3 separate regions of the Homo sapiens genome follow, and all the other regions are linked to region 1. The links are chromatin loops, found by intact Hi-C in ENCODE. Cell type or tissue: ascending aorta. All regions are shown on one strand.

The links. A loop is a pair of places that touch in the nucleus more often than their neighbours do. Peaks named below come from ENCODE experiments on the same cell type or tissue, not always from the same donor. Only the 100,000 strongest peaks of a DNase experiment are listed, where the experiment ranks them.
Region 2: it touches region 1 in a loop (8-fold over the local background); 101 of 110 quality-filtered maps call a loop at or near these places.
Region 3: a loop joins it to region 1, with 3.0 times the contacts of the local background. A loop is called at or near these places in 6 of 110 quality-filtered maps.

The regions. Positions count from the first base shown.
Region 1 is chr16:84,722,089-84,730,088 of GRCh38, reverse strand. All of the region lies in intron 1 of USP10 (ubiquitin specific peptidase 10), which reads right to left. It overlaps LOC124903737 (a long non-coding RNA gene), which reads left to right. Exons shown (of 3, transcript XR_007065154.1): 3 at 1,035-2,608. Among named protein-coding and RNA genes, the nearest start is that of USP10, 26 kb to the right of the region's middle. RefSeq lists enhancers at 2,832-3,332, 3,558-3,607, 3,732-4,026. In ascending aorta, a CTCF peak has its summit at 3,876 (motif pointing right); DNase peaks (open chromatin) are centred at 3,284 and 3,848; H3K4me3 peaks cover 432 bases; H3K27ac peaks cover 1,143 bases.
Region 2 is chr16:84,667,692-84,675,691 of GRCh38, reverse strand. No RefSeq gene overlaps it. Among named protein-coding and RNA genes, the nearest start is that of KLHL36, 23 kb to the right of the region's middle. RefSeq lists an enhancer at 2,712-3,213. In ascending aorta, a CTCF peak has its summit at 3,198 (motif pointing left); a DNase peak (open chromatin) is centred at 3,171.
Region 3 is chr16:84,644,016-84,652,015 of GRCh38, reverse strand. It overlaps KLHL36 (kelch like family member 36), which reads right to left and starts at 3,505. Exons shown (of 5, transcript NM_024731.4): 1 at 3,367-3,505; 2 at 1,086-1,164. The coding sequence starts at 1,148. It overlaps LOC105371376 (a long non-coding RNA gene), which reads left to right and starts at 2,437. Exons shown (of 4, transcript XR_933817.2): 1 at 2,437-2,524; 2 at 2,688-2,813; 3 at 5,460-5,580. RefSeq lists silencers at 2,932-3,211, 3,422-3,611, 3,672-3,841. In ascending aorta, a CTCF peak has its summit at 3,786; DNase peaks (open chromatin) are centred at 2,675, 3,065 and 3,635; H3K4me3 peaks cover 2,852 bases; H3K27ac peaks cover 2,964 bases.

The DNA.
Region 1 (8,000 bases):
TGGAGGGTTTTCTTGGGAGGGGACTACATACTTTATTCAAAACATTAATCATAAAAAGTAAACACAACAGAAATCACCTTACAACTCTTCAAATACACCCATTTTGCACAGACATAATTTCATAAGCATGTTAGTTTCAAGAGCTCATTGACAACAGCTTAGGACTTGATGAAAACATGTCACGCAAAAAAATACACCATAAGTAACTGCTGATTACCAGCTATGCAACACTGAACTATCATTTAACACTTGACAAATCACTAGCCACGGCTGTTTTGAACTCCAACTTAATTTCCTTAACACTGGCTCACATAGCTCAAAAAACAACTCCATCAAAATACACGTGAATCACATTTTAATCCTTAAATGCATGAGCTTTTAAAAGTGAGCAGTTACACTTCAGCAATATTTAAAACCGGTCCTTTCGATTTTATAACTGAAATAAAGGAACGGGCTAAGAAGTCAGTGCCAAGGGTTTAAGAGCATCTCTGCAAGGCGCTCAGCCTCCCGGGGAACTTGATTAGAATTTCCATCTCCCATACAATGAGTATTCCCCATATGCTCATGGCAGATAAACTACATGTATCTTTTTCCTATGTGTCAATACAAATATAACTTATACTCAAGCAGGAATTCTGATACAACCCAATAACCACATATAAAGGAATCCTCTATTTGGGGAGTTAACTATCAAATGTCAGTAAAAGACAAGTCATCGATATCACAAGCTAGGGGAATCCTAAGAATAAAACGGAATTTCTTAGAATTGCAATGCACATTTTGAAAAACGATAAATATTTCTTTCTTGGCAAAGTAAGCTGGCATGGTAACCATTCAAACATGGATTATGAATGATGTGATAAAATAATCCATACAAATGTGAAGGTTAAGACATCATTTTTGTATTTAACAAAATCATATGCATCATTCAAAGCACTACAATGAAGAAGCATTTATTATCAACACTATTCCAAAAGACAAAGTGTTGCTTGGCCAGACACGGTGGCTCACGCTTGTAATCTCGTCACTTCCAGAAGCCGAGGCGAGCAGATCACTTGACTTCAGGAGTTCAAGACCAGCCCAGCCAAAATGGTGAAATCCACCTCCACTAAAAATACAAAAATTAGCCAGGCATGGTGGTGGGTGCCTGTAATCCCAGCTACTTGGGAGGCTGATGCAGAAGAATTACGTGAACCTGGAAGGCGGAGGCTGCAGTGAGCCAAGATGGTGCCACTACACTCCAGCCTGAATGACAGAGGAAGACTCCGTCTCAAAAAAAAGAAAAAAGAAGAGGTGCTGCTTATAAAACAGAATATGACAACTTTATTGGGAGGAAAAAAGGTAATTTTTGCATATGCTGATAAAACTACAAAAAGGGAAAATGGCCAAATACTTATTCAGTAGCAAATACCAGTGAGTGGACGGACATAAATTATAATTTTGATAAAACTACAAAAGGAGGCCGGACACGGTGGCTCACGCCTGTAATCCCAGCACTTTGGGAGGCCGAGGCAGGCGGATCACGAGGTCAGGAGATTGAGACCATCCTGGCTAAACCCCGTCTCTATTAAAAATACAAAAATTAGCCGGGCGTGGTGGCACATGCTTGTAGTCCCAGCTACCCGGGAGGCTGAGGCAGGGGAATCGCTTGAACCGGGGAGGCAGAGGTTGCAGTGAGCCGAGATCGCACCACTGAACTCCAGCCTGGGCAACAGCGAGAAAAAAAAAAAGTAAAAAAGGCCAAATATTTATTCAATATATTTCAATTATTTATTCAATTTATTCAATATATTTATAGCAAATACCAGTGAGTGACAATTATTTAACTAAAATGATATCTGACTAAATGTTGAAGCAAGGCATGTTTGTGACACCAAAAAGTTTATCACAGAAATTCAGGACAGCCAACTGCTATTAAAATGTTCTGGTTTCACCATCTCCTTCTCCAAAAGCCTTCCTAACTTCCAATCAAATGTTATTTTAGGTGTTTGGTAAAATGAGGAATGTTATCAAAAGAGGGGAGGAGAAACTGCTGTTCAAAAAAGTCAATATCCTGAAAGGCTGTGGGAAACTTCCAGACTACAAAAAGCTAGAGACATGATAACTAAATACATTTCCTGACCCTAGACTGGATCCTGTGCTGGAAGGGAAAATTCTAGAAAGGACATTATATGGTCAACTCCCAAAATTAGAATATGGACAGGTTAGAAAAAAGTACTGCATCAATGTAAATTTGTGAAAGTGGTAACGTATTACTGTGGTTATTTAAGAGAATATGCCTATTCTTAGGAAATACACATTCAAGAATTTAGGATTAAGTGGCTACAGTGTATGTAATCTTCCCTGAAATCTCAAAGGGTTTGGAAAAATATTGTATGTCTGTATATTTGCATTTGTTAGCCCATGTCTGTGTGTCTGTATGTGTATCCGTATGAGTGTGTATTTGCAGACAGAGAATTCCAGCACACACAAATGATTAAGCAAATGGATTTAATCTTAACAACAGGTGGATCTGGGTAAAGGACCATCTGGGGATTCTTTGTACTATTTTTCTTTCCGCAACTTTTCAAGTTTCAAACTATTTGCAAATAAAGAGTTTTTGTTTGTTTGTTTGTTTGTTTGTTTGTTTTTTTAAAGCTAACACTGAAAATTGTGAGGTTATGAGGAAAACCTTTACCCTCTCCTTATGTTTGACTGTTTAGTGTTTTCTCTCCTCTGGAAGATTAACTTATTTCAAAGGCTGTCACATGAGGGGGGAAAATTGTAGGTGTTTGGGTAAAATAAAGATGAAAATAACGCTGTGTCTGACTTCACAGGATTTACAACCTAGTGAAGAGGGAAATGCCACTGATGACATGAATTAGTTTTGCCCATAACAGAGCAAGATAAAATACAGAACAATTCAGTTCACACGGGAGACTAAAAAGCACGAGTAAGTTCATCGTTTCTTGTAATTTCAAAGAAAGTGCAGAGCTTAGGACATATTGGTGGCTGTCATTAAAATAAAAGCAGGTACCTGGAGGCCCTGTCAGCCATGCCACACCACAGAAACTGTGACACTGCTGCGGCTAACTCTGCCCTTCCCACAGCTACACCAAATACCATCAGGAAAGACTGGGAAGCCCCCTAAGGTTTCAGCAACTCTGCCAGAGTCAGAACACTGGGGTCAAAAGGAGGTATCAGAAAGCAGTAACAAACGCTCCTTTCCCGCGTCCTGTGGTTGCATAGGAAATGCCCAGGGGCGGGACGGCACAGAAATGCCTGCGATTCGGGGGAGCAAAGTACAAGGGCTTCAGGCATTTCTTCCCCTTTTTAGGGGAAGTAAGACTGTGAACTAGAGAAGCTATTTATTCCCCTCCACCACTTCCCCTCATATCCCATCCGGCCTCCATCCCGGGCTTTCAAAACTCTCACTGTTCACATCTTTACTTTCTGATCCTTTCTCAAGAGGATGTGGAAAAAAATATACAAGAAACACTTCGAGAAAAGGGGGGCAAGCCCACACCACAGCAGGGATGGGAACAAAAGACACCTTCCTCCCTGAAGCATAGCCTGTTGGCTAAGCTGGCTCAGTTTACCTTCTGGAGGTGTGTGGAGGCCACTACGGCCCTCAGGGGGCCTGAGTTGAGAAACCCTGGGCAAAGGTTTAGACGAAGTGGGAAAACCAGTGTTCCTGCTAAAGGAAAAACAAAGACCTTGCCCTCAGCAATAAAGACACATTCCTCCATCTCAGCCCAAGGAAGGCGAGAAGGAGAAAAGATGTCTAATGTTCACTTGCACAACCTGCTGGCTACAGCTCTCCCGCCGGAACTGCGGGAAACGCCACTTTCGGCTTCAGGAGACGCTGGGGACTATCAGTACAGCACGGCACTAGGGGGCGCTGCAGCACAGCATTCTGAAAGTTTCATCTCTCTGGAAATTTGAATAAATATGCAGGTTGTTCCAAATTAACATTCTCTGCCTTCAAAAGGACTGATAGAAATAGGAGATCAGCCCTGAAGTAAGAATGTAAATACTTTGCTGCTGCATTTGTACCTGCAGTTTCCGAGGCAGGTGGACAACTATGACCAATCTCTAAGAACAATCTCCCATTCACAGATGCACAGCTAAGCCTCACAGTGGCAAATGGTATAACCAGGTCACAGTCAAATACACAAGAAGCTGAGAAGTATAAAGTATTCTCCCTCTTCTCCTGATCCAAATAAGCTCAATTTGGGGAAACATGAAAAGAGCAATAGACTGTTTGGCATGATTAAAGCCTTAATCTCATCTACAAAATGAAGGTATGTTGGACCAGACAACTTCTAAAATTCTTCCCATCTCCAAAAGGATCTCTTGGATCTAAAAAGGATTAAGAAACACGGGTTTGAAAATGTCGTCAGACAGGCCGGGCACGGTGGCTCACACCTGTAATCCCAGCACTCTGGGGGGCCGAGGCGGGTGGATCACCTGAGGTCAGGAGTCAGAGAACAGACTGCCAACATGGTGAAACCCTGTCTCTACTAAAAACACAAAAAAAAATTAGCCGGGCATGGTGGCAGGCGCCTCTAATCTCAGCTACTCAGGAGGCTGAGGCAGGAGAATTGCTTGAACCCAGCAGGCAGAGGTTGCAGTGAGCGGAAATCGTGCCATTTGCACTCCAGCCCGGGTAACAAGAGCAAAACTCCGTCTCAAAAAAGAAAAAAGAAAAGAAAGAGAAAAAGAAAAAGAAAATGTCATCAGACTAATGCATGCTACAACAGGATGACTTTGAAAACATTATACTAAGTTAAAGCCACACACAAAGAGCCATAAATTGTTTCTTCCATTCATATGAAATGCCAAGAATAGGCAAATTACCAGACACAGAAAGATCATGGTTGCCAAGGGCTGGGAGGAGAGGAGAATGGGGGAGCGGGAGGCGGTGACTGCTAATGAACATGAGCTTTCTTTTGGGGATGATGAAATGTTCTAAAATGGACTACGGTGTTAGCTGCAAAACTTTGTGAATACACTAAAAACCACTGAAATGCATATTTATTCAAATACACAAACTCCACAGCATGTGAATTATATCTCAATAAAGTTTTAAAAAAGGTCAGTACTTATATCAAAATAAAAATTTTAATTTCTTTACTAGGCTTTATGAATCAAAGCCCAGTAAGTTATGGGTGCTAGCTGATATCTACTGAACAATCATTGTGTGCTTTCAACTTCAGAAGGTGGTGTGGGTGGTTCTGAGGACATCTGGAGATGACACTATCATCAACTAGTGAATGCACACCAGGAAGTTCGCCAATTTAACAATATGCACTGAGCATCAACAATCCACACTCAACTATGCGAGACTACGAGAGTAAAACTTTGAACACAACACACACAGGGGTCAGGGCATGGTGACATTTACAGTTTTATTACAGTGCAAGCCAACTGCAAGCTGAACTAAGTGTTACAAATGGCAGAAGCAGACAAAGGAAGAAGGAGGAAGAGAAGTTTTGTTCCCTCACTAATAGGGCTATAGCAAAATTTTGCTTTACTTTCTTGGGGCAAAGAGGTCCTGAGAAGCGAACAAAGTAGACAAACTATCACAAAGTCACTCTCACAGGCAGCCTCTCTCCTTGAAACTCAAATGTCAAAGTACTGCAATTGAGTGTCTACTTCCCTGTTTGTATATTCTATTTCTACTATTAAAGTGCTATCAAAAAGTAATCATTTTACCTCTCAAAGTATGGTTTTTAACAGGTTGGCTGTATATTAAGTGCTTTCATGGAGATTCCGAGCTAAAATTTCCTTCAGAAATTTTAGATTGAATTCAGATTGAATCTCCAAATTAGAAAACATGATTCACTTAACAGAAACCCACTTTTACCAACTTTCCAGTCCTGTGTCTATATTAGAACTGTATTACAAAATGGCCATTAAATTTTAACTCGCTTTGCTCTTAACTAGTACTAAATAGCAAGGTAATATAGATAGCCCTCATTATTGAATAACTTCCTGTGTAAAATTGCTATTGTATGAAACACAGCAGATAAATTAGGGAGTAAATTCAGTCAACTTTATCTGGGATAGCCCTAGTAGAAGTTCAAGATTCCACCAACTTTCATATTCATTACAATCACCTTGGTGCTGACCTTAAGAAAAAAAGAAATGGAAGATGAAACCAATAAAAAAGAAACTGTAACAGAAGCAGTTCTATCTTTGCTGGGGCCAAGGACGAACAAAAGAAGAGGCTGCAAGGGGGCTCAATGTCATTCTGGGGAATGACAGAACTGGTGTCTTGATTGTGGAGGTGATTACACAAATGAATACATCTGTTAAAATTCATGGAAATATACACTTTAAATGGGTGAAATTCACCGCACATACGTTATACCTCCATAAAGCTGATTTCTTTAAAGTACAAGAATCGAGTTAGATCCATCTTTGTTTAGCCAGAAGTTAATGCAGTAGACTTGGCATAGAGTAGGTGCTCAAAATAGCTTTGTTGAACAAATGAATTCAGGAAGAGGAAGATGAAAAAACCCACACAAATAAAAAGCTTATCTAAGGATAAGGAATAATTTCTCCAAACTACATAGCAATCATTGTGACTTCCCAGGCGTCAGTGGGCTGACAGTCTTAACTTGATCACTCTGAATGGTTTTTATTCTCATGTTTTTATTATCACCAGAGATGTTCCAGCTAGGAGTACATCTTTCATTCTCAAATATAATCTTCAAATAAATACAATCAAGAAATAACACTTATTTTTAAAGTATAACACTTAAACTTATATTTTAAAATATAAGACTTATTCAACGTAAGTGAATTAAGCTTCACAGAACACTTTAAAGGAACACCTATTTTGACCTAAAGAAAAATCATTAACAATTACCATGTGATCCATTTCCCAAGCTAAAGAGAAACCACTTTTCAAAATCTTAAGTGTATAAGGGGGAAAAAAGGCCAAAAAAAAAAAAACCCTGGATGTGATCAGAAGGTATCGGAGCCGGTCAATCCTTTTAAAATCGACTTTATTCCCCACCCCCCATCTTTGACCCTCAAATAAGACCACCGGTTTCCAGTGTGAAGCAGGCATGCATCCTGTATTTCTTGGTCCCTCCTTTCTGCTCAAACTGTCTTTCTGGGCACATTTCACTAAGAACCACCTATTTGTACTCAGTTTCACTTTGCTGTCAATGACAGGAACTCATGTTCCTAGGGACAAAAAATTATCATTTAAATTGATGTACTATAAAATTAAGACGACTGAGCCGGACGCAGTGGCTCACACCTGTAATCCCAGCACTTTGGGAGGCCGAGGCGGACAAATCACTTGAGGTTAGGGAGTTCGAGACTGGCCAACATGGTGAAACTCCATCTCTACTAAAAATACAAAAATTAGCTGGGCGTGGGGGAGTCTGCCTGTAATCCCAGCTACTCGGGAGGCTAGCAGGAGAACTGCTTAAACCTGGGAGGTGAAGGTTTCAGTGAGCCAAGATCACACCACTGCACTCCAGCCTGGGAGACAGAGTGAGACTCTGTCTCAAAAAAAGAAGACTGACAATATCAAATGTTGGTGAGGACAGAGAAGAAGCATTCTCATACACTGCTGGTGCAGATAGAAAACGGCATGGCCGCTTTGAAAAAGCCTTGCAGTTTCTTACAGAATAGAATATACGCTTACCACATTTTACCCACAAGAAATGAAAACCTATGTCCACACAGACACTTGTACATGAATGTGAACAGCAGATTCAAACAGTGGGAACAACAAAAATGTCTATCAAGAGGAAAGAGACAAGCAAACTGTGGGACATCCACAAAGGAATACTACCCAGTACTGAAAAGGCTGGAACTCAACACTCAACATGGCTAAATCTAAATAGTTGGGTCAGGTGAAGGTAACCAAACAAAAGAGTACAGTTTGTGTAATTCTGGGCCAATGTAATTCTAGAAAAGGCAAACTTTCTTAGCCTATAGTGACAGAAGCAGACCACTAGCTGCCTGGACAAGGTGGGGATTCATGGCAAAGGGGC
Region 2 (8,000 bases), 54 kb after region 1:
TAAAATGTGTGTGCATGTGTGCGTGTGTGCATGCGTGTGTGTGCGTGCATGCCTGTGTGTTTGCATGTGTGTGCATGTGTGTGCATGCCTGTGTTTGTGTGTGTGTGTGTGTGCGCGCATGCGTGTGCACGTGGACAACTCTTGAACGATGCAGGGGTTGGGGCACTGACCCCCTGCACAGTCAAAAATTTTAGTATGACTTTTGGCTCCCCCAAAACTTAACTACTAATAGCCTACTGTTGACCAGAAGTCTAACCAATAACATAAACAGTCGATTAACACGTTTTATATGTGACATGTATTATATACTGTATTCTTACAATAAAGTGACCCAGAGAAAAGAAACATTATTAAGAAAATCATAAGGCACGGTGGCTCATGCCTGTAATCCCAACGCTTTGGAAGGCCAGGGTGGGAGGATCGCTTGAGTCCAGGAGTCTGAGACCAGTCTGGGCAACATAGTGAGACCCCATCTCTACAAAAATGTTTTAAAATTAGCCAGGTGTGATGGTGTGTGCCTGTAGTCCCAGGTACTCGGGTGGCTGAGGTGGGAGGATCACTTGAGCCTAGGAGTTTGCAGCTACAGTGAGCTGTGATTACACCACTGCACTCCAGCCTGACTCTATCTCTTAAAAAAAAAGAAAGAGAAAATATATTTATTATTCATTAAGTAGAAATGGATCATCACGAAGGTCTTCATCTTGGTTGCCTTCATGTTGCATAGACTGAGGAGAAGAAGGAAGAGGAGGGGTTGGTTTTGCTGTCTCAGGGGCGACAGAAACAAAAGAAAATTCGTGTAAAAGTGGACCACGCAGTTCATACGCATATTATTCAAGGATCAATTGTGTGCGTGTTTATATACAGATAGATAGATAGTTGAGAGATGGAGCAAGGCTCCGTCGTACAAGCTGGAGTGCAGTGGCTCAATCACAGCTCACTATAGCCTTCAACTCCTGGGCTCAAGCGATCCTTCCACCTCAGCCTCCGGAGTAGCTAGGACTATAGGCACAGGCCACCATGGCCAGATGCGCGCACACACACATGCACACACACAGTGAGAGGGAGAGACAGAGAGAATGACTTTAAGTCAGCTGGCAGGCTGGAGACCCAGGGAAGAGCTGATGTTGCAGCTGATGTCTGAAGGCTGTCTGCTGCTCCCTCTTGCTCAGGAAACTCAGAGTTTATTCTCTTACGGCCTACAACCGATTGGAAAAGGCCCACCCACATACTGGAGGGCAATCTCAAAATCCATCAGTTTAAATGTTAATCCCATCCAAAAACACTTTCACAGAAACATCTACAATAATGTTCAAACACACAGCCGTGTGCCACGGCCCAGCCAAGTTACAAGCAAACTTAACCACTACAGATGCATGAACCAAATCAAGATTTTAGATCTGCAAAATCAAAAGCCAGGCCTTGGGCTGGGCTCCGTGGCTCACACCTGTAATCCCAGCACTTTGGGAGGCCGAGGAGGGCCGATCACTTGAGGTCGGGAGTTTGAGACCAGCCTGGCCAACATGGTGAAATCTCGTCTCTACTAAAAATACAAAAATTAGCCTGGCATGGTGGCAGGCGCCTATAGTCCCAGCTACTCGGGAGGTTGAGGCAGGAGAATCACTTGAACCCAGGAGGTGGAGGTTGCAGTGCACTCTAACCTGGGTGACAGAGCAGGACTCCATCTGAAAAAGAAAGAAAAAAGAAAATAAAAGAAATATGAACGTGTTCTCTAATGTTGAGTCTCCCAGAGGGGGAATGTATCTCCAGAGCTCCCCAAATGTTTCCTGACCACAAACTCCTTTAGGCAGCTGCTTAAAGGACCTCAGGCAGGTCCTTTAGGCAGACCAGGGCTCTGCAGATCACACCCAGAGGAGCGCTAATCTCCAACCATCTTATCCCATAGTGTGAGGAACTGAAATTGAACAAGATGAAGCCCTGGCCCAGGTGCACGTGACAGAGCCAAGGCTGCAACTCACACTCCCTGACTTATAGCCCCGTGCTTGGTCCACATCACAGAGACATGCTTTAGGCCCCATCTAAATACAGGAGATGCTGAGTGAGGCCTTGCTGGAGGCCCATTAATCATGGGCCTTATATTGGAATCCAGGCCTCTTGAATTTCAGCTTGGAGCATAAAAAGGCCCACAACACTGGTACAGTCAGAAATACAGAACCGCACTTAGGAGTTATGTATTTTTAGCACCTTTAGATGCCTGCAAGAGTGGGGCTGGGGCCCCTGGGGGGATGAATCACACTATTGCAGCATACCTGGTAAAAGGATCCCATCCGAACAGAGCATGAGGCTCTGAGCATGCTCTGAGCACACAGCCAGCGGATGCTGGACACCAGTTAAAGGGTTGGGCCATGCCACAGCCTTCCTGCTGCCATCAACAGGAAGGGCACAGAGGAGGTGACTTTCTCAGGGAGGCAACAGGTGCATGCCCCTGCAGAGGCTGACTCCAAGGCCTTTCCCAGACTTCCCAAGGCAGAAGATTCAGACCCGGCTGTGCTTAATCTGAAAGCTGCCCCTTGGTTCAGGTTTCGGCCGGAGCAAGCCAGGCACAGCTGTTGGCTATGGGCAGGGACTCATAGCTTAGGTAGGTCTGTGGGTGGAGAATGGAGACAGATACCTTTGGAGAACAGTGGTTCTCCGACTTGAGCAGGCATCAGAATCACCAGGAGAGGGCCAGGCACGGTGGCTCGCGCCTGTAATCCCAGCACTCTGGGAGGCCAAGGTGGGTGGATCACTTGAGGTCAGGAGTTCAAGACCAGCCTGGCCAACTTGGTGAATCCCACCTCACCCACCCCTCCCCTCCACGTCTCTACTAAAAATACAAAAATTGGCTGGGCGCGGTGGCGCACGCCTGTAATCCCAGCTACTTGGAAGGCTGAAGCAGGAGAATCGCTTGAACCTGGGAGGTGGAGGTGGAGGTTGCAGGGAGCAGAAATCACGCCACCGCACTCCAGCCTGGGCAACAGGGCAAGACTCCGTCTCAAAAAAAAAAAAAAAAAAAAGAATCACTGGGAGGGCTTGTAAACATTGTAAACACACGCATTGGCAGGCCCCCAGCCCAGGAGTGGCTGATTCAGCTGGTCTGGGGGTGGACCTGGCAGTTTGCATTGCTAAGTTCCCACTGTCACGGCCGCTGCTGGTCTAGGGACCGCATTTTCAGGACTGCTGCTCTAGCGCGCCCCCTGGAGGATGCCCTGAGCTCTGCTCTCACGCAGACTTGAGATGAATGTTGCCTCTAGTCTCACCGTTTTAACCCGTTTTAGAATCTAAGCAGGGAGGTTGAATTCTGCCTCTCAACCTGTACTGTCTAGGAGACCAATACACAGAACTCCGAGAATGGAGGGAAATATTGCTCTAATATTTTAAACAACTTGAGATATCATTCACATACCATACATTTCACCCATTCAAAGTGTACGATTCCATTTTTTGTACAGTCACAGATGCGTGCGACCATCACCCAGTTTTAGAACATTTTCATCACCACAAAGATAAATACCGTGCCCTTGAGCTGTTGCTCCCCATCCTTCCTCGTCCCCACCCCAGCCCTAAGCATCCACGAATCTACTTTGTCTCTATGAATTTGCCTATTCTGACGAATTCTGGACATTTCACAGAAATGGAATCATACAACATGTGGCCTTTTGTGTCTGGCTTCTTTCACTCAGCATCACGTTTCCAAGGTTCATCCATGTTGTAGCGTGGATCAGAATTTAATTCTGTATTACGGACTGGATAATAGTCCGTTGCAGGGACAGACCAGATTGTGTTTATCCATGCATCCATTAATGGGCTTTGATTTTTGTGAATAATTGGTTATTTGTTAAAATTCATAGACTTGGACACACACAAACACACACCCAGCAGCTGCCGAAGCTCTCCTTTGAAAACGAATCAGATCACCTCCTTCCCGAGCTCACAGCCTTCTGTGATGCGCCAGCTCCCATTTCTCACATTTTCAGCACTTTGCTCCTCTAACTTGCTGCACATCCTTCCCCTGCAGAGCTTTTTAAAAAAAGTTGTAGTTTGAGATTCACAAACTAATGTACTAAAATCCACTGACTTGTATACATTGAAAGTATACAATGTAGGCCAGGCACTATGGCTCACGCCTGTCCAGCACTTTGGGAGGCCAAGGGGGTGGATCACTTGAGATCAGGAGTTCGAGACCATCCTGGCCAACATGGTGAAACCCCGTCTCTACTAAAAATACAAAAATTAGCCAGGTGTGGTGTCCGGTGCCTGTAATCCCAGCTACTCGGGAGGCTGAGGCATGAGAATCACTTGAACCTGAGAGGTGGAGGTTGCAGTGAGCAGAGATCGTGCTACTGCACTCCAGACTGGGCGACAGAGGGAGACTCTGTCTCAAAAAAAAAAAAAAAAAAAAGTATACAACACAGCGGGTTTTAGTACATTCATATCACTTATCCCCACCTGACCTATGTATCTTGTTGGTCTGTTTCTGCCCCTGGGGGCAGGCAGCCTGCTTCTTTGTCCACCACCCGATCCCCAGCATCTAGTACAGCGCCTGTCTGGCACAGAGTGGAGGCTTGATGAGTACGTGTGTTGAGAGTGAACGCAGAGTTCATTCAGAACTATCGTGCTCCAGCGGGAAAGTGAGTTCTAATCGGTCTTGATTTAAGGCTGTGGGCAGGTCCTTGAGAGAGTGGCCCAGGCCTCAGCCAACAGGTAGCAACGATGGGGTCTGTGCGGGTCCTCCCTCCGCCCTCCCCTGACCCCACGAAGACGCCCTGTCCGGTATCCACTGCCTCTCTGTTCCCTTTGGGTGAGGTAACAGAAATCTCTGCCGATGGTTTTGTGGAAGTCCAGGGCTTCCCTGGTTAACCTCTCCACTCACACATTTGCATTGTAGTGGAGCCTTTGGGGACACAATTCTGAACCCTATACAGAGACTCTGGTGGTGGTTGTTTTAGAGTTGTTAAAAAATATGGCCAGGCGCGGTGGCTCACGCCTGTAATCCCAGCATTTCGGGAGGCCGAGGCAGGCGGATCACTTGAGGTCAGGAGTTTAAGACCAGCCTGGCCAATATGGGGAAGCCCTGTCTCTACTAAAAATACAAAAATTAGCTGGGCGTGGTGGTGCATACCTATAATCCCAGCTACTCGGGAGGCTGAGGCAGGAGAATCGCTGGAACCCAGGAGGCGGAGGTTGCAACGAGCTGACATTGTGCCACTGCACTCCAGCATGGGCTACAGAGTGAGATTCTGTCTCAAACAAAAAAAAATGTGGTCTTAGCTGGCAGACCTGGGTTAACATCTGCCCCTGCTGAGCAGCTACCCCTGGTGTCCTAGTGCAGGCCCTTGGCCCTCTGCTGATTCTAGCCACAGCGGCGCTGGGCACCCAGTGCAGGCTCGGGGTGGCCACGTGCTGACGGTGTCCCCTCCATCACACACTGCACTTCCGTCCCATGGCCACTCAGGCCCTGCTTGGCTGTTGGTTGGCTCTGTGTGTGCACGGCAGCCAGGAGCTGAAGTGCGCCAAGGCCTCTGGGAGCAGCCCTCACTGAGCAGCGCAGGCCCCATAAATGCTCTCCTCTCCAACCGACAGCATGCGGGCCCAGCAACATCAAACCCCTGCCGTCTGAGGCAGTGGCCTTAGGAACATACCTTCCTTCCACTGAGGGCTTTTTTTTTTTTCTTTTAAAGAACAGGGTCTTGCTCTGTAGCCCAGCCTGGAGTGCAGTGGTGTGATCATAGCTCACTGCAGCCTGAACCTCACAGGCTCAAGCAATCCTCCTGCCTCAGCCTCCCAAGCAGCTAGAACTACAACGATGCACCACCATGCCTGGCTGATTTTCCATTTTTTTTGTGGAAATCAGGTCTCACTGTGTTACCCAAGCTGGTCTTGAAATCCTGGCTTCAAGTGATCTTCTTGCCTTGGCCTCCCAAAGTGTTGGGATTACAGGTGTGAGCTACTATGCTTGAATAATTTTTTTTAAAAAAATTTTGGCTGGGCACGGTGGCTCACACCTGTAATCCCAGCACTTTGGGAGGCCGAGGTGGGCAGATGGCCTGAAGTCAGGAGTTCGAGACCAGTCTGGCCAACATGGTGAAACCCCATCTCTATTAAAAAAAATAATAATAATTAGCTGGGCATGGTGGCACACGCCTGTAGTCCCAGCTACTCGGGAGGCTGAGGCAGGAGAGTCACTTGAACCTAGGAGGCTGCAGTGAGCCAAGATCACGCCACTGTACTCCAGCCTGGGCAACAGAGCAAGACCCTGTTAAAAAAAAAAAAAAAGCCAGGCACGGTGGCTCACGCCCGTAATCCCAACACTTTGGGAGCCGAGATGAGCAGATCACCTGAGGTCAGGAGTTCAAGACCAGCCTGGCCAACATGGTGAAAACCCATCTCTACTAAAAAAATACAAAAATTAGCTGGGTGTGGTGGCGCATGCCTGTAATCTCAGCTACTCGGGAGGCTGAGACAGGAGAATCGCTTGAACCCAGGAGGTGGAGGTTGTAGTGAGCCGAGATCCTGCCACTGTATTCCAGCCTGGGTGACAGAGCAAGACTCTGTCTCAAAAAAAAAAAAAAAAAATTTTTTTTTTTGTAGAGTCAGAGGTCTCCCTATGTTGCCCCGGCTGGTCTCAGACTCCTGGGCCCAAGCAATCCTCCTGCCTAGGTCTCTAAAAGTGCTGGAATTACAGGTGTGAGCCATCACACCCAGCTCCTCCCATGGTTTGCAGATAGGGTTCCAGGGTCAGGGACGGGACACGGCTGACACCTCTCGCAGGGCCAGCAACCTGGGGGAGTTTTCTGATGGCCTCAAGAGGTGAAATGCAGCAAACTGACTCCCTGACTTCCCAGGAGGTTCTGGCAGAAGCCACGTGGCCTCTGCTCATCACACCTGGGACGTTTGCTCTGGGAGCCTTTGGCTGCCATGTAAGAAATCTAGGTGAGGCCGTGTGAAGAGACCAGAGAGAGCCAGACCAAAGTGAACAAGGAGAGAGAGAGAAAGAGACTGGGGGGGCGGGGAAGAGAAGGGGAAATGAGAAGGCAGGGAGAGAGGGAGAGAGAAGAAAGGGAGAGGGAGATGCTGGAGGAGCTGTGTGTTCTCACTCACGCCTTCAAGAGCCACTACCTGTCCATGACCATGTGACCGTGCAGGAGCCTCAGGGGAGAGCCTCTGAGCCAAGCCCAGTCAACCTGCAGAGTGGTCCGCCATGATATTGTTGGAAGCCGTGGCTTGGGGTTACTCGGCAATAAAGCACCTTCTCGTGGGCCTTCTCTCCTTCTTCATGGCATTCTGGCTTCCCGGGGACCACCTCTCTGCCCTACCTGTGTCCAAGTCCTTGTCTAAGGTTCTGCGTTGAAGAGAACTCAAACCAAGGCAACGACTGACTGGCTGGGCGGGGAAGACAATACAGTTGGGGTAAGGTAATTAACCTGAGCTTTGGATTCTTCACCTGGAAAATCGGGAGACTATCAACCTAACCTGAGATGCTTCTGAAGCGGATGCGAAAGAACCCAGGTGAGGAAGTCGGCACCGGGCAGCGGGTCCCGTTTGGGGCTCACTGGCTCAGAGGCAAATTCTAACCACCTTATCAGGTATGATGGCTGCGCAGACACCCCTCCCCAACCCTCCCGATGCTGACCTGCCGAAGGGACAAGGAAAGGGTGCACAACCGTGCCTGGGCTTCTCTGCTGGTGGCCTTGCAAAACCCCAGCAAGGCAGGGGAGCGCCCGAAGGAAAACAGAGCTGGTTCTTAGAGTATTGTGATTGCATTTTTTCTGATAAAGATAGCACACTGCTTGTCATAAGCTGTTTCCCTTGGTTTCTGTGTTTCTTTTCTAATCAAATTACCCCAGTTGACACACATTTAAGCAAATAGTTTCATTTCAGGTCACGGGGACTTAGCCCTGCAATCAAGGAACTGAATGAAATTCCTGGCAAAATACAGTAATTAGAAACACAATGAAAGCAGAATTGAAATGTCCCAGCCTCCCCACAACACCAAAAGGAAG
Region 3 (8,000 bases), 78 kb after region 1:
CTCAAGAGAGCCAACCTCTCTTGAAAATGACAGCCAGTTTTTCTTTTAGAATCTGTAGAATCTCTTTCCCCCTTTTTCTCAACTCTATAGGCTGCTGCCAGCTCCCTTCATCTAAAGAAGTGTTTCTGTATCTTTTTTCATTATTGCCCCACAAGAAGGCTTTTAAGATTTTTTTCCCTAATAGCCTCCCCAGCAAAATCTTAACATCACAGATGCACTGTATGTCTGCTCATGTACTGTATGTATAATTGTGTCTTATGCATAAAAGGAGTAAAATTCCTTCCACCCTCCCGAGAACCAATTTTCTCCCACTTCAGGGCAATATCATACTCATTGAGAATCCATGATCTGAGGTAACCATAAGATTTAATCTCCAAAAGGGATACCTCTAAAGAACAGAGGGCATTACGAATATTTATAACGGGGAAACAGGTTACCAGGAACCTCATACCAATGGCTCCCCCACTCTTTACCAACAGCAGCTGTGGGGACAGGAGTTTGTGGAAAGTATAGCAGCCGGGTCTGGCTCTTGGATTTTAATGTGGCTGGTGGGAACAGGCTACATATTTCTAATTAGAACTCCCCCAGTAGCCTGGCTCTGGGGAACTTGCCCTCACTTGCTCTTAGGTCGCAGGGAATCATGACCAGGGAAGACGACTCCAGGCCCTTGGGGTCCGGGTACACGGTGTGTTGCCCTCACCCTAAGGTAGAAGGCTGGGTTCTCAATGGACCTGTCCTTGGAGTTTTTGAGCCCCCAAGCAGGCATGGGAATCCCAGTTTTCTTCCTGTCCCATCCACCTCCTTGGGTTAACGAATGAGTCAAGTTGTCACAAAAAGAAAGCTCCGGAATGTCACATGGAAAAATGAAGACATCTGGCCATAGCGTCTCTACCATCCCTCATACTTCCCACTGTCTGATTTTATGACAATTTCTGCTCCTTGCCCGTTTCCACCTTTACTTGTCATTAAGGAGACTGACAACACCAATGACAAAAAAATCAGTCTGTGATTAGAAATGAGTGAATCAGAAAAAGGATCACACTTCTTAGGCAATTTGCATAGGTGGTGAGTGAACATTCACAGACCTTTGATGATTCGCTGATCTTGTATGGCCGAGACACTCGCGTCTGCCTGCTTCCCTCCATCATTAAAGAGATTTCAGCCCTAGGAGAAGAACAGGATTTCTGAGCATGCAGTCATAACTCTAGGTCATTCATTAATTTCAGGCCCTGCTAGCAGATACCAAGGATGACAGTGAAAACAGTCACACGGAAGAAGGAGGGAGGGAGGACCGTGCACTACAAAGAACTCTTTTACACCGAGTTGAGAAATCATCGGGTTGTTAGAATTGGACAGAACATTTAACTCCCATTCCTTTATCATCTAAAATCTGATATCATGTCATTTGGTTCACTTCCTACAAATAATTACCTTTTGGCTACATCAAGGTTATAATGATAAGTTATCATTTCGGAGCCCAGACTACAGCCCTCGAACCAAGCTAAGTGACTTAAGTGTGCCATCTCATTTAACCCCCACAAAGATTATACTTGGCCAGGCTGATATCACTTATTTCATTTCACAGATGAGGATATTGATCTCATGGTCACAAAGCTAGTAAACGGCCGAGAATCACGCCTCGGTCTGTCCAGCTTCAAAACCTGGATCCATCACCATGACACGCTGCTGAATGAGGCCCGGGTTCGAGAGTATCACACTTTAAAAATATCATGATGCAGATGAGGATGTGGTACAGTGATGACTACCATGTACACAGTACATTCTAGACACACACTGTCCCCAAGTGCTTCTCTGCATCTTCACTTAGTCCCCACTGCAACCCCATGAGGCCAGCACTGTGACTGGAGGATGCTGAGAGCAGTGAGGTGAAATAAGCTGCCCGGCGTCACACAGCTGGGAACTGGCAGAATTGGGATTCCAGCTCAGGGAAGCGCCCATGCTCTTAACTCTTAGGCTACACTGCCTGGCTCTTGGGTGGGGGATCACTGCAGACAGAGTTAAGCTTTGGTGTGTGGGGGGCGGGGGAGGCAGGGGGAGGGGCAGGTGCTTCAAAGATGGAAGGGAACACAGAGAAGGGACTTTGCCAACTAATATTAGCACAAGTCACATACTGAGACGAAGGTTTTAAAGAGGATTTTTTTCCCCCGCTATTTGAGTTCATGAGAAGAGTTTGTTACCTATTGAACAAATAGTCTTCACTAATAAAGAACAATGTGACAAGAAGTCAGCACTGTTCTTAGATAACTGGGGACACAGGGAGGGCACTCCAGTGTTCCCATGGAAGGAATGAATTCGGGCACAGTCCGTCCCGTGCAACTCCCCTAGGGAGAGAAGGGGCAACTGGATTCCTCTCGACAAACTAGAAACTTTGTGACAATGACAAGCTGTTCCCACCCCGGCCCTCCCCTAGGATGCTGGAGAGCCCAGAGAGGGAAGAGAAGAAACCCAGCGTTGGTGCGGTGCCCACCGCGGACTCGACTTCATTCCACCTTCACGCTGAGAGGTGACACCGTCGTTCCCACAGTGAGACCTGGCGCTCGGGTGCCCCAGGGGGGGTTGCCCAAGGTCACAGAACAGCAAGCAGCAGGTGCCCTCTCTCTCCACCGCCCCAGGCAGCCTGCCCAGAATCAACCAGGCCTTCTAACGCTCAACGCTTTATTTTCTAGGCCAAGATACCTAGAGAGAGTTCGCGGGGCCGGAGGCTCCCTGCTGTCTCCTGCAAGTGCGTGGGGGTGGGGTCTGATTTCCACCCGTGTTGGACGTCAGCGGCCTCCGACGCTTTTTGGAAGCAGGTGAAGGGTCAAGGCCACCCCCAAGCACAGTGACAATCCCAGGTCACTGGAAAAGGTCTTCCAGTAAACATGGGACCGCAGGCCCCGTCCGGCCGGGGGTTTCCCAGAGCGCCTCCTCCCCAAGCTCCCTCCCGACCTCAGCGTTGGAGAAAGCGACGCTGCTGACACCGGCTCGCCGGCGGGGTCTCCGGGGACGCCGCTGTCGTTCGCTCGGACCCCGCAGCCCAGGCGGAACTCAGCGCAACGGCCGCCCAGCAGGCTCCAGCCGGCGGCGAGGAGGCGGAGTCGGGACGGCCCGGGGCGGGGGCCACTCACCTGCCACGCGCGGGGCGGTCCGCACAGGCCGCACCTGTGTCACCTGCGGGGGCGGCGGCCCCTCCCCCGGCCGCGGCGCCCCCACTCGCCCACCCGCCCGCCCCGGCACCAAGGGGCGCAGGGGGGTCGCGGCTCGCGGTGGCCGGGGACCCTCCCGATCTCCGCCAGCTCCCCGCCCCGGCCGGGCGCGGCTTCCTGGCGGTCCCGGGCTGGAGGGTGGGCGCGCGCGGAGGCCCACCTGGCAGGACGCGCTACGGACGCGGCGGGGACAGCCCCGGCGGCGGGGCCGGGCGGTCGGGGCGGCGGGGCCCGGGTTCAGGAGACCCCCGGCCAGCCCGCTGCGCAGCCATGGCTCCGCCAGGAAGTGCGAGGCCGAGGGCGGAGGCGGCGCGCGCGGCCAATGGCGGCGGCCGCGGGGAGGCGGGGCCGGGCGGCGCGGGGCGGGGCCTGCGGCTGAGGGCGGGACGCGGGGGCCGTGGGGTGAGCTCGCAGGGTGGACGCCCCCCTCGTCCGCGCCCCGGGGATCCCCGGTGTCCACCCCACCACGACGCCCGACTCCGTCCCTTCAAAGGCAGGCCCCAGCCCCGCCGCGCGAAATGCTCCCTGGTGCCACCCACCGTCACGGACGCAGGGCCACGGCGGGGACCAGACACGCAGGGTCCCGGGCCTCGAGGCACCGACGCGTGCGCTGGGAGCTCTTTGCTGGCCCAGAGTCGCCGGGACGGGCACCGCGCCTCTCGCCTCCTTCCGGGCTGAGCGGGAGCGTCCCTGCGGCCACCCTGCGGCGAGGCCTTTGCTGACCGCTCTGCTCGAAGTCACAGCCCCTCTCTCTGCACCCAACTTCCAACCCCATGCTTCACTTGAGCTCTTATCAGCGTCTAATATTCCAAATAATGTACTAGTTTATTCGGTTTATTGTCTCTCCTCCCTACCAGAAGCCCTCCAGGGCAGGGTTTACTGTTAGTTCTATTCCTGACTGGGTCGTCGCCAAGACTGGCACACAGTAGGTGCTCAGTAAATGTGTATGGAATGAATGAATGTAACCTTCATCGATCCATCTATCAATTGTCACACTTCGCTCATGCTACAGCGGGATGAACCTTGGAGATGTAATACTTAGTGAAAGAAGCCAGACACAAAAGACCACACACTGTATGATTCCGTGTATGTGAAATGTCCGGAACAAGCCAATCCATAGAGACAGAAAGTAGATGAGTGGTTGCCAGGGGCGGGGAGTTGCTGGAGTGGGAAATGGCTGCTGAAGGATCAGCGATTTCTTTTGTGTAGTGCTCACTACAGCCTCCACCTCCCAGGCTCAAGTGATCCTCCTGCCTCAGTCTTTCATGCAGCTGAGACCACAGGTGCCGGCTGCCACACCTGGCTATTTTTTTTTCTTTGATTTTTATAGAGACAGGGTTTCAGTTTGTTGTCCAAGCTGGTCTTGAACCCCTGGGCTCAAGCGATCCTCGTGCCTCGGTATCCCAAAGTGCTGGGATGACATGTGTGAGCCAGCACACCCAGCCCACTTACAGGATCTTTATTTTTTAATTATTTATTTATTTATTTTATTTATTTATTTATTTATTTTTTTTCTTTTTTTTTTTGAGACGGAGTCTCGCTCTGTCGCCCAGGCTGGAGTGCAGTGGCGGGATCTCGGCTCACTGCAAGCTCCGCCTCCCGGGTTCACGCCATTCTCCTGCCTCAGCCTCCCAAGTAGCTGGGACTACAGGCGTCCACCACCTCGCCCGGCTAATTTTTTGTATTTTTAGTAGAGACGGGGTTTCACCGTGTTAGCCGGGATGGTTATTTATTTTTTTGAGACAGAGTCTTTCTGTCACCCCGGCTAGAGTGCAACGGCTCAATCTCAACTCACTGAAATCTCCACTTCCTGGATTCAAGCGATTCTCCTGCCTCAGCCTCCTGAGTAGCTGGGATTACAGGCGCCCACCACCACGCCTGGCTAATTTTTGTATTTTTAGTAGAGATGGGGTTCACCATATTGGCCAGGATGGTCTCAAACTGCTGACCTCGGGTGATCTGCCTGCCTCAGGCTCCCAAAGTGCTGGGATTACAGGTGTGAGCCAAGGATCTTTAAATGATGTTCTCACTGACTGGATTGCTGTCCCCCATCTCTCTCTCTCTCTCTCCCCTTTTCTTTGGGGACTGTACACATTCACCCTGCCAAGCCTTACTTGCCTGTCTTTGACCCTTCCTGGACCTGTCCCTACCCCAGACAAAGCTAATCCTCCTGTTATTCTGTCTCCATACCGACATGTGGATGGATCTCTGTTCTGACATGAATTCATGCACTGCCTCTCATTCATCCAACAGACTTTTCAGGAACACCTGCTGTGTGGCCGGCACTGTAGTAGGTGCCAGGGATACAAAGAAGAAACTTTCAGGGCTCTTAGGAAGACAGGAAAACAAGTCAATCAGCAATGGTCCTAGCGTGGTGAGTACTGTGTTGGGGCAATACACGGAGCACCAAGAGTTGGACATATTCTTTTTTACAGCTAGAGTTAAAGATTCTCTTGATAAATAGATATAGGTAGATAAATAGATACATGCCCCTCTATATATGGGTATCTATCATATCTATTTATCTGTCTAACAAGAGATTTAGCTGTAGATATTTTAAGAGCCTATAACTCTTATATAGATAAATGGATACATGCACCTCTATATATGGGTATCTATGCTATCTATCTATCTATCTATCTATTTATCTAACAAGAGATTTCGCTGTAGAGCCTATAACTCAGCATGAACATCGGCCTTCCGGGTGTTGTGTTCATCATGAATGAGAAGACGTGCAACCTGGTGTATGGGGGCCGGAGTAAGGGCCTAAGACAAGCTCATCCACACATGACCTTGACATGAAAACGGTGTGGACTCGGCTAACTTGGCTTCACCCTGCGTTCCCCAACAGCACTTTGTGAACCACTCTCTCAGTCTTTTTCTTTCAGTAACGTTTTGTGTCCTCCCAAATTATAAAAGTAATGCATGCTTTACTCAGCTACTCTCAATACAGAAAAGTTCAAAACAAAAAACCAAACAGCCATGTGTAGTGGCTCATGCCGGTAATTCCAGCACTTTGGGAGGAAAAAGGATCACTTGAGCTCAGGAGTTCGAGACCATCCTGGGCAACATAGCAAGACTCTCGTCTGTACAAAAAAAAATTAAACATCAGCCAGTCATGGCTGCATGCATTTGTAGTCCCAGCTACTTGGGAGGCTAAGGTGGGAGGATTGCTTGAGCCCACGAGGTCGAGGTTGCAGTGAGCTGTGGTTGTGCCACTGTACTCCAGCCTGGGTAACAGAGCAAGACCTTGTCTCAAAAACAAAACAAAATAAAACAAACACTCATTTCTACATCATTCAAAAAAATTGGTTCATATTGTTCTCTCAACATTTTCCTCTTACACAATTTCTTTGCCATAATGATAATTCCAGTTTTCTAAGCACTAGGCAGTGCTGTAAGCCCTCTGCATGTATTAACTCATTTGATACTATCTCTGTACCCTGGGATGTGGATCTCCATCCTTACATGAATTCATGCACTCCCTCCTTCGTTCATTCAGCAGACTTTTCAGGAACACCTGCTGTAAGCCTGGCACTGTGGTAGGTGCCAGGGATATAAAGAAGAAAATTTCAGGGGTTTTAGGAAGACAGCCAAACAAGTCAATCAGCCATGACCCTATCATGGTGAGTTAATACCTTGATCCTTTGAGGAAGGTATCATTACTTTCCCTGTTTGCAGATGGGGAAGCTGAGTCCTGGAGAAGTTAAATCCCTTGCTCAAGGTCCCAGAACTCGTAAGGAGCAGAGCTGGGCTTTGAACCCAGGGAGTCTGCCTCCAGTGTCTGCAGCCCTAGCCTTGGCCACTGCCCAACAGTACCTCAGTGCACTGATGACAGTGATGTGTGCTCAGTGCAGACAGTTGGAAAACAGGCCCAGAAGAGGAAAACATAACCCACCTGAGGAGAACAGCTATTGGCATTTAAGGATAAACCAGCTCAATATTTTTCTCCTGCATATATTCCCTGCACGCCTATGCAAATGAGATCCTATGGTGCACACTCCTTGGTAGCTGACTTTTTCCCCATTTTGCAAATGTCATGAGTTTTTCACATGTCAGTAAGTCCTCGTTGATGACATGATGTTTAATGGCTGTGCCTGATCCTTCAGTATGGATTGTGCCCTTGACCTCCCCCCATTGTTGGGCATCCAGCTGGTGTCTCTATTATGAATCATGCCGTGGTGAACATCCTTGCTCACACATCCATATGCACATCTCTGACAGTGAAGGGGAATTGCTGGCTCCAAAGGTCTGCATATTTGTAAGACCCTAAACCATGCCTCTCCCCTGAAAGCCTGTCCTAATTGGTGCCCCCAACAGCAGCTCAACACTGTCACTTCTGAGATTCAGGCACCATCCGATGGAGCCAGCCAGCTATATGTTTTGCATGGCCCAGTGCAGGATGAAAATGTGGGCCACCTTTTGTTCCAAAAAAGCAGGAGAAAAGCTTGTTCCTTTCTTTTGCACACTCTCTCCCCAACATGGTGCCTTTTTTCCTTTTTTCTTCCTTTCTCTCTCCTTCCTTCTTTCCTTCCTTCCTTCTTTCCTTCCTTCCCTTCTTCCTTCCTTCCTTCTTTCCTCTTTCTTTTCCTTCCTTCCTTCGTTTCTTTCTTTCTTTCTTTCTCTCTCTCTCTCTCTCTTTCTTTCTTTCTTTCTTTCTTTCTTTCTTTCTTTCTTTCTTTCTTTCTTTCTTTCTTTCTTTCTTCCTTTCTTTCCTGGGTGGAACAATTGCCACTGTCACCAAAGACGACCACTCCAGGCTTAGGTTATCTCCATCCTCAATACCTCTGTGCA